Regions from separate parts of the Homo sapiens genome. Here region 1 is linked to region 2. Evidence: read pairs that join two places in POLR2A ChIA-PET (ENCODE). Cell type or tissue: A673. All regions are shown on one strand. Links, peaks and the distances in the headings refer to the core of each region. The heading gives the core; the rest is flanking DNA. Region 1 overlaps CAV2-DT (CAV2 divergent transcript). Region 2 overlaps TES (testin LIM domain protein).

Region 1 (5,394 bases), core at 199-5,198, 230 kb before region 2:
GTTGATAATTACATCACAATTACATCAGGATAATTACAATCAGCCTACACAGGGACTGTCCTAGGCATATTAGGACGTATCGCCACCCTAGCTTGATAATCGTCTTCACATCATCCTCTTCCCTTTTCAGGAGCTATGGATGGTGGATCCTCTAATGTGAGTGTTTTAAAGGAAGGGAGGTTGTTTAGATTACAGAAGGGAGAATTTCCCCCAAAAGCATGGTGTATTACAAAAAAAAATGTAAGTTTAGAGTTAGCTTTTAATTTTTTTTTTTTTTTTTTGAGGTGGAATCTTGCTCTGTTGCCCAGGCTGGAGTGCAGTGGCACGATCTCTGGTCACTGCAAGCTCCGCCTCCCGGGTTCACGCCATTCTCCTGCCTCAGCCTCCCAAGTAGCTGGGACTACAGGCGCCCACCACCATGCCAGGCTAATTTTTTGTATTGTTAGTAGAGACGGGGTTTCACCATGTTAGCCAGGATGGTCTCGATCTCCTGACTTCGTAATCCACCCGCCTCGGCCTCCCAGGTTTTAATTTCTGATCTAAAACTCAGGTATAAATTTGGTTGTTAGTCAACCTCTCTTATCGTTGGGTTCTTCAATGACAAATAGCAGAAACGTAATAATAAAAGAAAATGCTTGAGACAATGTTTATCTCTGTAATTTTCAGAAAAGATACTCAATAAATTTTAGCCTACTTAGAGGGTCAATGCTTACAAATAAGGCAACCAAAGGGAGGGGAGGGAGGGGGCCTCATACTGAATAAGGTCCAATTTGCTCATCTGAGTAATAATTCTTAATATTATACACATCTTTTACATTTTTCTGCAAGTACTGTCACATTGCTCCTAAGAACTATCTTGTGAGCAGGCCGGGTTATTGCTATTACACCCATATTAGAGACAAAAAAACTGAGGCTCAGGGAAGTTCACAGATTTGACGAAGTTTCCATGATTATTAAATGTTGAATCCAGGCTATAAACCCACATTTCTTTATACATCGTCCTGGACTCATCCAGTGAGATATCACACTTATTTGAAAGGAATTTTTCAATAATAAAATATTTAAGGTGTGTGCTTGCGTAATATAGTTGGCTTTATTTTTCTACACAGTGAGGTGCTATTGTTCTGGAAGCTCAAAGATCAAATCATGAATCTTTTATTATCTGCATATGAATTACACATTTTATGGTGATTCTCAAACAAACGTTCAATTCTGTAGTTGCTTTCCTCTGAATACTAGAAATGCCTCAGATAGTTTCCTTTCAACCCTCTTCAGTGTGAACATTCTGCAATTGGAGTGCTCATATTGTATCCAAAATGGAATTAATAATTTAAATCTGTGATTAAAAGCACACATTATTTCAAAGGCAAATAAAAAGTTAGTTGTGGGCCAATTATTGTTTAGAATTTTTCCCTACTGATTTTCTGATTGATAACACCAGAAAGTTATAATTAATTTGAGAAACTTGGATAGTCAGGACTTTGCTAGTTCTTCAACAACAAACAAAAGTGGGGGGCCGGAGAAAACAGGTGGATAGCATTCCAAATCCATGGGAGTGGCACATGCCTCTCCAAGGGGAGTGGGCTGACCCTGGAGCACCAGCCAGGGAAACAGCCACCCACATGGCTGCAGGTTCTACCCAAATAGCTGTGAAATGCCTCAAAAAATGCCAGACTAAAATCATAGAAGGAAATGTATGTAGTTTGTATGATTTGGGAGAATAAGTAAAAGTTGGAATAAATACAGAAAAATATTTAGACATATTTATGTTTCTTTTTTTAAATAACAGCTTTATTGAGCTATAATTAATCTAACATATAATTTACAAATTTGAAGTGTACAATATAGTTTTTAGTATATTCACAGAGTTGTACAATCATCAATCACCACAATAAATTTTAAAACATTTTTATTACCCCAAAAGAAATCCAGACGCATTAGCTAACATCACCCGAGCTTTCCATCTCCTCCTGTCCTAGGCAACTACTGAGCTACTTTCTGTCTGTGTAGATTTGCCTATTGTGGGCATTTTCTATAAATGAATTCATACAATATGTGGTTTATGTGACTGATGTCTTTCACTTAGCCTAATGTTTCCAAGGTTTATTGGTGAATAATATTCCTTTTTAGCAATGCTATCTGTTCATCAGTTAATGGACATTTGGTTATTTCCACTTTTGGGTTATAACAAATAATGCTGCTTTGAACATTTGTATCTATGTTTTAAAATACACACTTGTTTTCATTTCTCTTGGGTATATACCTAGGAGTGAATCATGTTAACTCTATGTTTAATCTTTTGAGGAACTGCCAGGCTGTTTTCCAAAGTGACTGCACCATTTTACATTCCTACTAGCATGTTTTCCATGTCCCCATGAATACTAGTTATTATGTGTTTTTTTAATTATAGCCATCCTAGTGTATGAGAAATGGTATTTTATTGATTTACATTTTCCTAGTCACTAGCATTTTTGTACAAGATGTTAGCCAACACATATGCCATTCAAAGAGCAACATCAGACTTCTAAGCTAAAAGTTGAATAGTTTTTAACCTAAAACATTTTCTCCACTATGAAAATTCTTATTTCATTTTATAAACTTAATATTACATAGTTATTTTTTTCCCTTGGATTTGTCATGTGGGAATGAACTTACAGTGTATTGCGCTATTAGTTATATCTTTTCTGGGGGCATGATACTCTTTTCTCCAGAAAAACTGTAGAAGATAAGGTCTGTGCCTCTTATTTATTTTGAAACCTTATCAGGATCTAATACAAAATAGAACATGTAGTTTGGGCCCAGCAAAGATTGGCTTATTGACTGGTTCAGTTAATTGCTCATTTTTGCTGGGCTGATTTAAATTGTCTTAAGAAAATAACTGAAGCAATATTGACAAAGAATAAACTTTTTTTTTTTTTTTTTTTAAGACAAAGAGTCTTGCTCTGTCTCCCAGGCTGGAGTGCAGTGGGGCCATCTCCACTCACTGCAAGCTCCGCCTCCCGGCTTCACGCCATTCTCCCGCCTCAGCCTCCCGAGTAGCTGGGACTACAGGTGCCTGCCATCACCCTTGGCTAATTTTGTTGTTGTATTTTTAGTAGAGACGGAGTTTCACAATGTTGGGCAGGATGGTCTCGATCTCCTGACCTCATGATCCGCCCGCCTCGGCCTCCCAAAGTGCTGGGATTACAGGAGTGAGCCACCGCGTCCGGCCAGACAAAGAATAACCTTTACCAGTATTTGAGTAATTGAAATTTTACCAAATCAATTTTTAATTCCTAGAGTAACAGAATCTGTTGATTAAGTGAAACAGCATCTCTAAGATAACGGAATTGGGCAATTCCCTGTGGTGGGGAGTGTGTTGCAAGGGGGCGTGTGCTGCTGTTTCAGAGAGTTATGTGGGGAGTTTTTCTCATGTCTGCCAACAGGACAAATACAATAACATCTATAGATTCTATTGGGAGATATTTGGAAGCTAACCAAAGAGCATATGAGCAAAAGTAGTTGTTTTTGTTTTTGTTGTTGTTTTGTTTTCTTTTGAGACAGAGTCTGGCTCTGTTGTCCAGGCTGGAGTGCAATGGCGTGATCTTGGCTCACTGAAAAGTAGTTTTAAGGGAATCAGTTTTCATTTGTTTGACTTCTCTATATACTCTACCAAAACTAATTTGCCAGATAACTGATCTGTGTCTGTGGTTTTCCTTTTTTTTCAAATTTGCTTCTTTCAGCCAGGCACAGTGGCTCATGCCTGTAATTTTAGTACTTTGAGAGGCCAAAGTGGGAGGATTTCTTGAAGCCAGGAGTTTGAGACCAGCTCTGACAACATAGTGAGATTCCATTTCTCCAAACAAAACAAAACAAACAAAAAATGCTGGGTGTGGTTGTGTGTACCTGTACTTCCAGGTACCCAGGAGGCTGAGGTGGGAGGATGGCTTAAGCCTAGGAGGTCAAGACTGCAGGCTCCAGACTGGGAGACAGAACAAGATGCTATCTCAAAAAAAAAAAAAAAAAAAAAGCTTGCTCCTTTCCCATTTTATACAGAAATATAAAGAATTACAAAGAAATGCAGACCCATCCTGAACTCACCATGCTGCTGTACTCGGTAGTGTAAAAGCCTCCAGGAGGAAGACGTGGGGAAAGGAGAAATTACAGTAGGACTGGCAGCAAAATCTTCTTCAATCAGAGTGCATAAGCATTACCTCTAATCCAGCTCATTAAAATAAACATTTCCAATACATTATTCTTTTTATGTTTAGCAATTTTCACCAAAATTTGTGTACTACTTATAATTTATTGATCAATTATATACTATTATTACAGTTTAAAATTTGTTTTTAATTGATAAATAAAATGTATACTACTGTTTTTAATAGTAATTACTATTATTTATTATTGTGAACTACTAATAATTAAAACAATACTCCAGAAGGAAACCTGTAATTCTTAGGTATTATTATCATAGGCAGCAAAAATTAATTTCATTTTATAGGCGTATTTTTGTGGCAGAGAAATATGCTAAGGTGATCAAAAATAATTTTAGCATTAAATATAGACTGTATAAAGAAAATGTGGCACATATGCACCATGGAACACTATGCAGCCATAAAAAAGAATGAGTTCATGTCCTTTGCAGAGTCATGGATGAAGCTGGAAATGATCATTCTTAGCAAACTAACACAAGAACAGAAAACCAAACACCGCATGTTCTCACTCGTAAGTTGAACAGTAAGAATACATGGACACAGGGAGGGGAACATCACACACCAGGGCCTGTCGGGGAGTTGGGGGCAAGGGGAGGGATAGCATTAGGAGAAATACCTAATGTAGATGATGGGTTGATGGGTGCAGCAAACCACCATGGCACATGTATACCTATGTAACAAACCTGCATGTTCTGCACATGTATCCCAGAACTTAAAGTATAATAAAAAATTACTTTAAAATAATATTCTATTATAGATTCTGCAGGAGAAATCACACAGAATAATTGTTTTGAGGAAAAAAAGGACCAAGCCAAATTTTTGACACTTGAAGAGTTGAGCATGTATTTGCTCATATGTTTGTAAAATAGATGATGATGGCATCATATTGATGTAATATTTATATTTTATTGGATATACTTAAAAGGGTAATGTTAGTATTTATAATATTCTGGAAATTTCTTTCTGTGCAGCTATTTAAACTGTGGTGAAGAAGGCATTTTATATGTCAACCTAGAAATTTACAAAGGGGCACGTTTTTCCAAACTCAGTGGATATTGAAAATAAAAAGAGAACATTGCAATGGACCAAGATAGGATACTTTCCAACCCCTCAGGTTTCTTTTCTGTTACTTACTTTTCCATTTTATGCTGTTCATTATATTAATTTTGGGCCTAATTTTATCTAAAAATCTTGGAGT
Region 2 (5,394 bases), core at 220-5,219:
CAACCTCAGAAATACACAATGGAGGGTGGCCTTCTAGCTAACCTTTTTGGCCAACTGTTAATGGAGGTCAATATTCTGAGCAGCCTGAGAAATAACGAGTGAAGGCCAAACAGGTGATTTGATGCATGTAAGATAACTTCATGGCATTCAAGGCAGAAAGTCTTGATGGGAAGTTCCAAAGCAGTGTGCTTAGTTCTGATGTATTTTATTAGATTGCACATTTGTAATTACACAGAAGTTTATGATTTTTCCTTGTTCATTAAAGCTTTGAAGTGGTAATTTTACCTGTCTTACCTATGACACATGAGATTATTAACACCACTAATTTCTAGACAGTAGTAAATTAAAATCATGTTCAAAGTAATTAAGGACTCAATTAAAAATACTGACAGTGTTTGAGAAAAATGAATTTGCACTAAAAATATAACTTGTAGTTAATTGGCTTCTATTCTGTCATAAGATCAGTCATAATTTATGTGTAATCTAATATTGTAGAACATTAATACTTACAATCCCTGTACCATTCAGTATGTGTTATGTATATATACATGACATACAAACATGTATATACATACACAAACATACATACATTTACACCACAAAATTTTCTTCTTATTCAAACATGCACATGAGGAAAATGAATAAATAACCTATGTTATAGCAGAAAACAGAAAACCAGTTCGGACCTCTGAAACACTGGATAGTCCATGCCTTATAGTTTATACATGTTCTGAATGAATATGGCTGTCTTAAAGTTTTTGTTTTAAATATTTCATAACAAGTGAAGAAGCCAGCAAGACTGTCTGGTATCACAGTGACTAATCTTAAGCACCCTTGGTCTCGTAATGTGATTGTCAGGAATTACTGAGGGATAAGGGGTGGGAACAGGTGAGTGGAGGTCATTCAGCTTGAGCCTCCTTACTTGAAAAGACTTCAAAATGTGGCTGCTACTCACTGGGTAATTGGTTTAGGCAGTGAAGTGAGGCCTGGTTATATATGTCCATTTCAGACCTGCATATTTTTGTTACATTGCTTCTGATTACAGAGATTATAGCTCTGTAATCTATAAGTTAGGTCAACCCAGTCTTCCCTGAGATACAATGAAAATTCTTTGATCAACACACTATTCCTGAATACTATAAAAATGAACGTTTCAATTACAAGCACATTTCTAATGTGCAGCTGCACCATGCAAGCAACTGCTTTTTGTATATATTTTTATAGCTTTATTATGCATTTAGAATGTCTTATTTTCTGCATTTCATATTAATCTTTCCATTTTAAAATTTATGATCAACACATAATTGTACATATTTATGGGTGTACTATGTGATGTTTCAATACATGTATACATAGTGTAGTGATCAAATCAGGGTAATTAGGATATCCCTCTCCTTAAACATTTATGATTTCCTTGTGATAAGAACAGTCTTTCAATATTTCTTGTTTATGTATTTTGAATGTGTTCTTGTAAAATACACCGTGTGTTTTATTCCCTTGCTTTCAGACCATGATCTATCTTCTTTTTCTCAGACCTGTGATTTTTTAAAATTACCCAAAACACACATTTTCAGTTGCAATTTACAAAAAAGAGATAACTAATGTTCAATTACACATGAAATTAAGAAAATTAAGCAAAAAGATAATTAGTACACATAAATGGTATAGAGAATTAAAGTCTGGGGTTTCATAAAATTTCATTTTACTAATAATTTGATTACCATTCATTCAAAATCTGACATGTAATCACAGGTCGAATCTACTGTTCCCTAATTCCTCAAAAATCTAAAATTGGCCCAGGCTGCGCCAAGGGCCTGGGGACTGCAGAACCCTTCAGGGAGATGATGTGCTTCACCACTTCCTGCCTGCCATTTGATCTTCCCATGTTCCTAAACCTTTAATATTTCAAAGAATTCTTATTTCCTTCAATCCCTCTTCTTATTTGTACACAGGATGTAAAAGAGCTAATGACACCTGTTGTAATGAGCTCTCTGCAGGAGTGTCCTATGAATCTGACGGATGTGAATTCTGGGGGTAACTATGGAGTTCTAGTGACTACACAGAGACAAAGTAGGTGCATCTGCCATGTTTTTTCCTTCCAGGTACTTTTTTTTTTTTTTCTCAGAAATGTTGTTTGGAGTTGAGCACTTGATTTCAGGTCTAAAAATAATTTGTATTTTCTCTCTTTAAGATGAAAAGATCTAAGCAGATCAATGCCCTGAACTAGATAACCTTCTCCAAATTTTATATAATGTAGCATGCTGTGTGGGTAGCTCTCTTTGCTGTTAGCTGGAATCTGTTCTGGCAATGGATATGTATGCTCATTTTAATATTAGGCAAAGGCCAATGGTATATCCCACTGAGAAAGTAAACATAAAAGAAATGATGCTACACACACACACACACACACACACACACACACACACACATATATATATATTTTTTTTGAGACGGAGTGTCGCACTATCAATCACCTGGGCTTGGGGTGCAGTGGCAGGATCTCGGCTCATTGCAACCTCCACCTCCCAGGTTCAAGCAATTCTCCTGCCTCAGCCTCCCAAGTAGCTGGAATTACAGGCACCTGCCACCACGCCCAGCTAATTTTTTTGTATTTTTAATAGAGACGGGGTTTCACCATGTTGGCCAGGCTGGTCTCGAACTCCTGACCTCATGATTCGCCCACCTTGGCCTCCCAAAGTGCTGGGATTACAGGCGTGAGCCACCATGCCTGGCCAAAATGATGCTATGCTATAAAACTAAATAATTTGAAAATTCTTTTATTTAAACAAATCATATCTGTGGTTATACCCTGCCATTGATTAGAAACAATGTAATACAGAGAAGCTTGTAACAGCTAAAAAAAGAAAAAAAAGCAGTTTCATCTGTTTCAATAAATTTTTATTGAGCACCTATGTTGTCCTAGTGTTGGGAACAGAATAGAAAAGGCAGATAAAAAAATCCCTGCCCTGATGGAGTTACATTCTAGTCCTTGAGACTAAAGGTCAGACAGCAGCAAAAAAAAAGGTATACATTATAATACCTTTAGTCTGTAGAAAAACTGTTGCAACAATATTCATTGAAGCAGTTTTTAGCTAAATAATGTATCAGGTTACATGGTGATTTGACGTCTTGTTCCCTAGGTAAAGGAATGACCATGGTAACCCCAAAGCGAGAAATATTAAGAACACGAGTCAGTCACTCAAACATTTTCTAAGTGCTGACACTGAAGATATAGAAAGCAAGATATAAGGCAAGCTCTACCCTCCAGCTGCTTACAGTCTAGTGAAGGAGACAGATGAATGATATTCACACACACACACACCCCCACACACCCACCCACACACACACCATTGGGAACATGGAGAGTCTGGAGGAAATGGTGGAGTTTGGGCATAGTGAATCAGGAAAGGTGTTCCGAAAAAAAGTTAAACCTAAACTGAATCTAAAGGAATAAATGTGTAGGTACAGTCAGGTAAAACAGGGAAAAGTACGGTGTATTAGAAAAACTATTAGGAGTAAGCAAAAGACAACAGTGTGTAAACTAGAAAATGATGGTGAACGTGTGGAAATGTATGATTTGCGTTGGATAACTAGTAGAAGGGACAGGAGAGGCAAGAAGGGGCCAGATCTATCAAAAGTTTAATAATTTGCATTTTAGGAAGATAATTTTCCATCATTATGGTGGGTAGCTTTTGAGCAAGATGAATGAAAGTGGAGGAACGAAATTTGAGGCCACTGCAATAGTCAAAATAACAACAAAAAAAAAGGTCTAAAGTAGAATGGTTGTAATTATAAGAATGTGAAATATATTGGTGAGGCACAGTTGATAGAGAATGAATAACTGTATCTGGGGCAATGGGTGAACGCTGAAAATTGGCATTGACATAAAAACTTGTTACCTTATCTTCACAGTACCACACTCTTATAACTATATATAACTATATAAACCATATGTAATTTCATTCCTTAGCCAGGAGTCCCTTTTACTTGATAGCTCAGGGGACCATTAACACATATGTGTTTTGCTGCATATAAAGAAGTAAATGTCTATTTGGATACTCCTGGATTATACACTTTACCATCTATGGTCAACTTTTTACCCTTTATCTACATTACCATCACTTGGCCATTATACAACAGCAGCTCTGTGTAAGCAGAGTAAATGCAAGAAAAAATATACTTTCACATTGGAATGTTTGGCCCACACAAAAATCTAAATACGCAGGCCAAGTTTTGTTATGCTAAATCAATTCAATGAGGGTTTAAGAAATAGGTATCTTACAATCTCCAGGTAGCAAAAACAAAATTCCAGTGGGTGGTCCAATAACACAAACAGAAAGCATCATATTCAAATAGAGCTAAAGAATATCAATAGCCCCTAGACACCTTTATTGAAATGGAATCTGATTGCTAACCATGAAAATAAAACAATCTCATTCCCATTAAGAATTTTTTTAAGTGAGGATTTTATTATTAAGCAGTACCTATAATTGATATTGTAAATTTCACAAGTAGAAATCTTGAGGTGGCTCATAGTCAATGCATGTATTGTTTTTGAATTGCCTTGATTTTAACACCCTGTGGTAGGAATAATTTGCTTTCTACTTAGGAGGACTGCTTTCTGTTTCCCATTTGTAAGAGGCTTTAAGAAAAGCATAAACTCAAGTCCTAAAGCAGGCTGAGGCAACCATATCCTTAGAACACTTCTCACCACAGCGTGATTCTTCACATAGCAGGGCTTGCACACGGGCTTGTCATTGACCATCACGTATATCTCCCCAGCTAGAATGCTATCACAGTCAAAGCAGCAGAAGTGTTTCAGGTGCCAATTCTGGTTTTCTGCCTGGGTATACTCATTGCTGAATATCAGCTAGGAAGAAGATAAAAATAAAGATGGATTTTTATATAATAAGAGATTTATATCTGTAACAACATACTTTCTCAGGGTCTAAAGTTTGAAAATGATAACCTAAAGCTTGAACTTATGCTATCACTTAGTTTAGTCTAAATCAATCTTTTATATTTCTAGTCTTTCATTTGTCAACCCAATTAACACAGACAGAATGAATGATATCAGAAGTTTATTTTTTAAAACTTCTTTGGATGTAAACAGAGCAACTGCTGTTTGGTCAAGTCTTGTTGCCTTCTAGGTAAAGGGACCATATGAGGGTCTAAGAGGGCACCAGCATGCCGGTGGTCCCATAGAACATACCTCGTCACAGCCAGCACATCGGGGTTTCTCGCTGTCACAGTAATGTCTGCCACAGTATAGCTTCTCATTCTTCCAAAAATAAATCATGTCAACCAGGAGTTCATGGCAGGTGCTGCAGACAAAACAAGCTGGGTGCCACAGTTTATCATAGCCAGCCCTTTCGGCATAGATGGCTGGGTCAC

What was found. ChIA-PET counts read pairs that join two places held together with the same protein. Peaks named below come from ENCODE experiments on the same cell type or tissue, not always from the same donor. Only the 100,000 strongest peaks of a DNase experiment are listed, where the experiment ranks them.
Region 1: POLR2A ChIA-PET joins it to region 2 with 9 read pairs; 7 of 35 experiments call an interaction of 5 or more read pairs at or near these places.

Annotation. Positions count from the first base shown.
Region 1 is chr7:116,483,820-116,489,213 of GRCh38, reverse strand. All of the region lies in intron 1 of CAV2-DT (CAV2 divergent transcript), which reads left to right. Among named protein-coding and RNA genes, the nearest start is that of CAV2-DT, 13 kb to the left of the region's middle. In A673, for the core only: no CTCF peak of the experiment used is centred there; no DNase peak of the experiment used is centred there; H3K27ac peaks cover 1,809 bases.
Region 2 is chr7:116,251,794-116,257,187 of GRCh38, reverse strand. TES (testin LIM domain protein) reads right to left here. Exons shown (of 7, transcript NM_015641.4): 5 at 5,213-5,394; 6 at 4,712-4,870. LOC124901730 (a long non-coding RNA gene) reads left to right here. Exons shown (of 4, transcript XR_007060485.1): 1 at 1-2,070. Among named protein-coding and RNA genes, the nearest start is that of TES, 44 kb to the right of the region's middle. In A673, for the core only: no CTCF peak of the experiment used is centred there; no DNase peak of the experiment used is centred there; H3K27ac peaks cover 2,216 bases.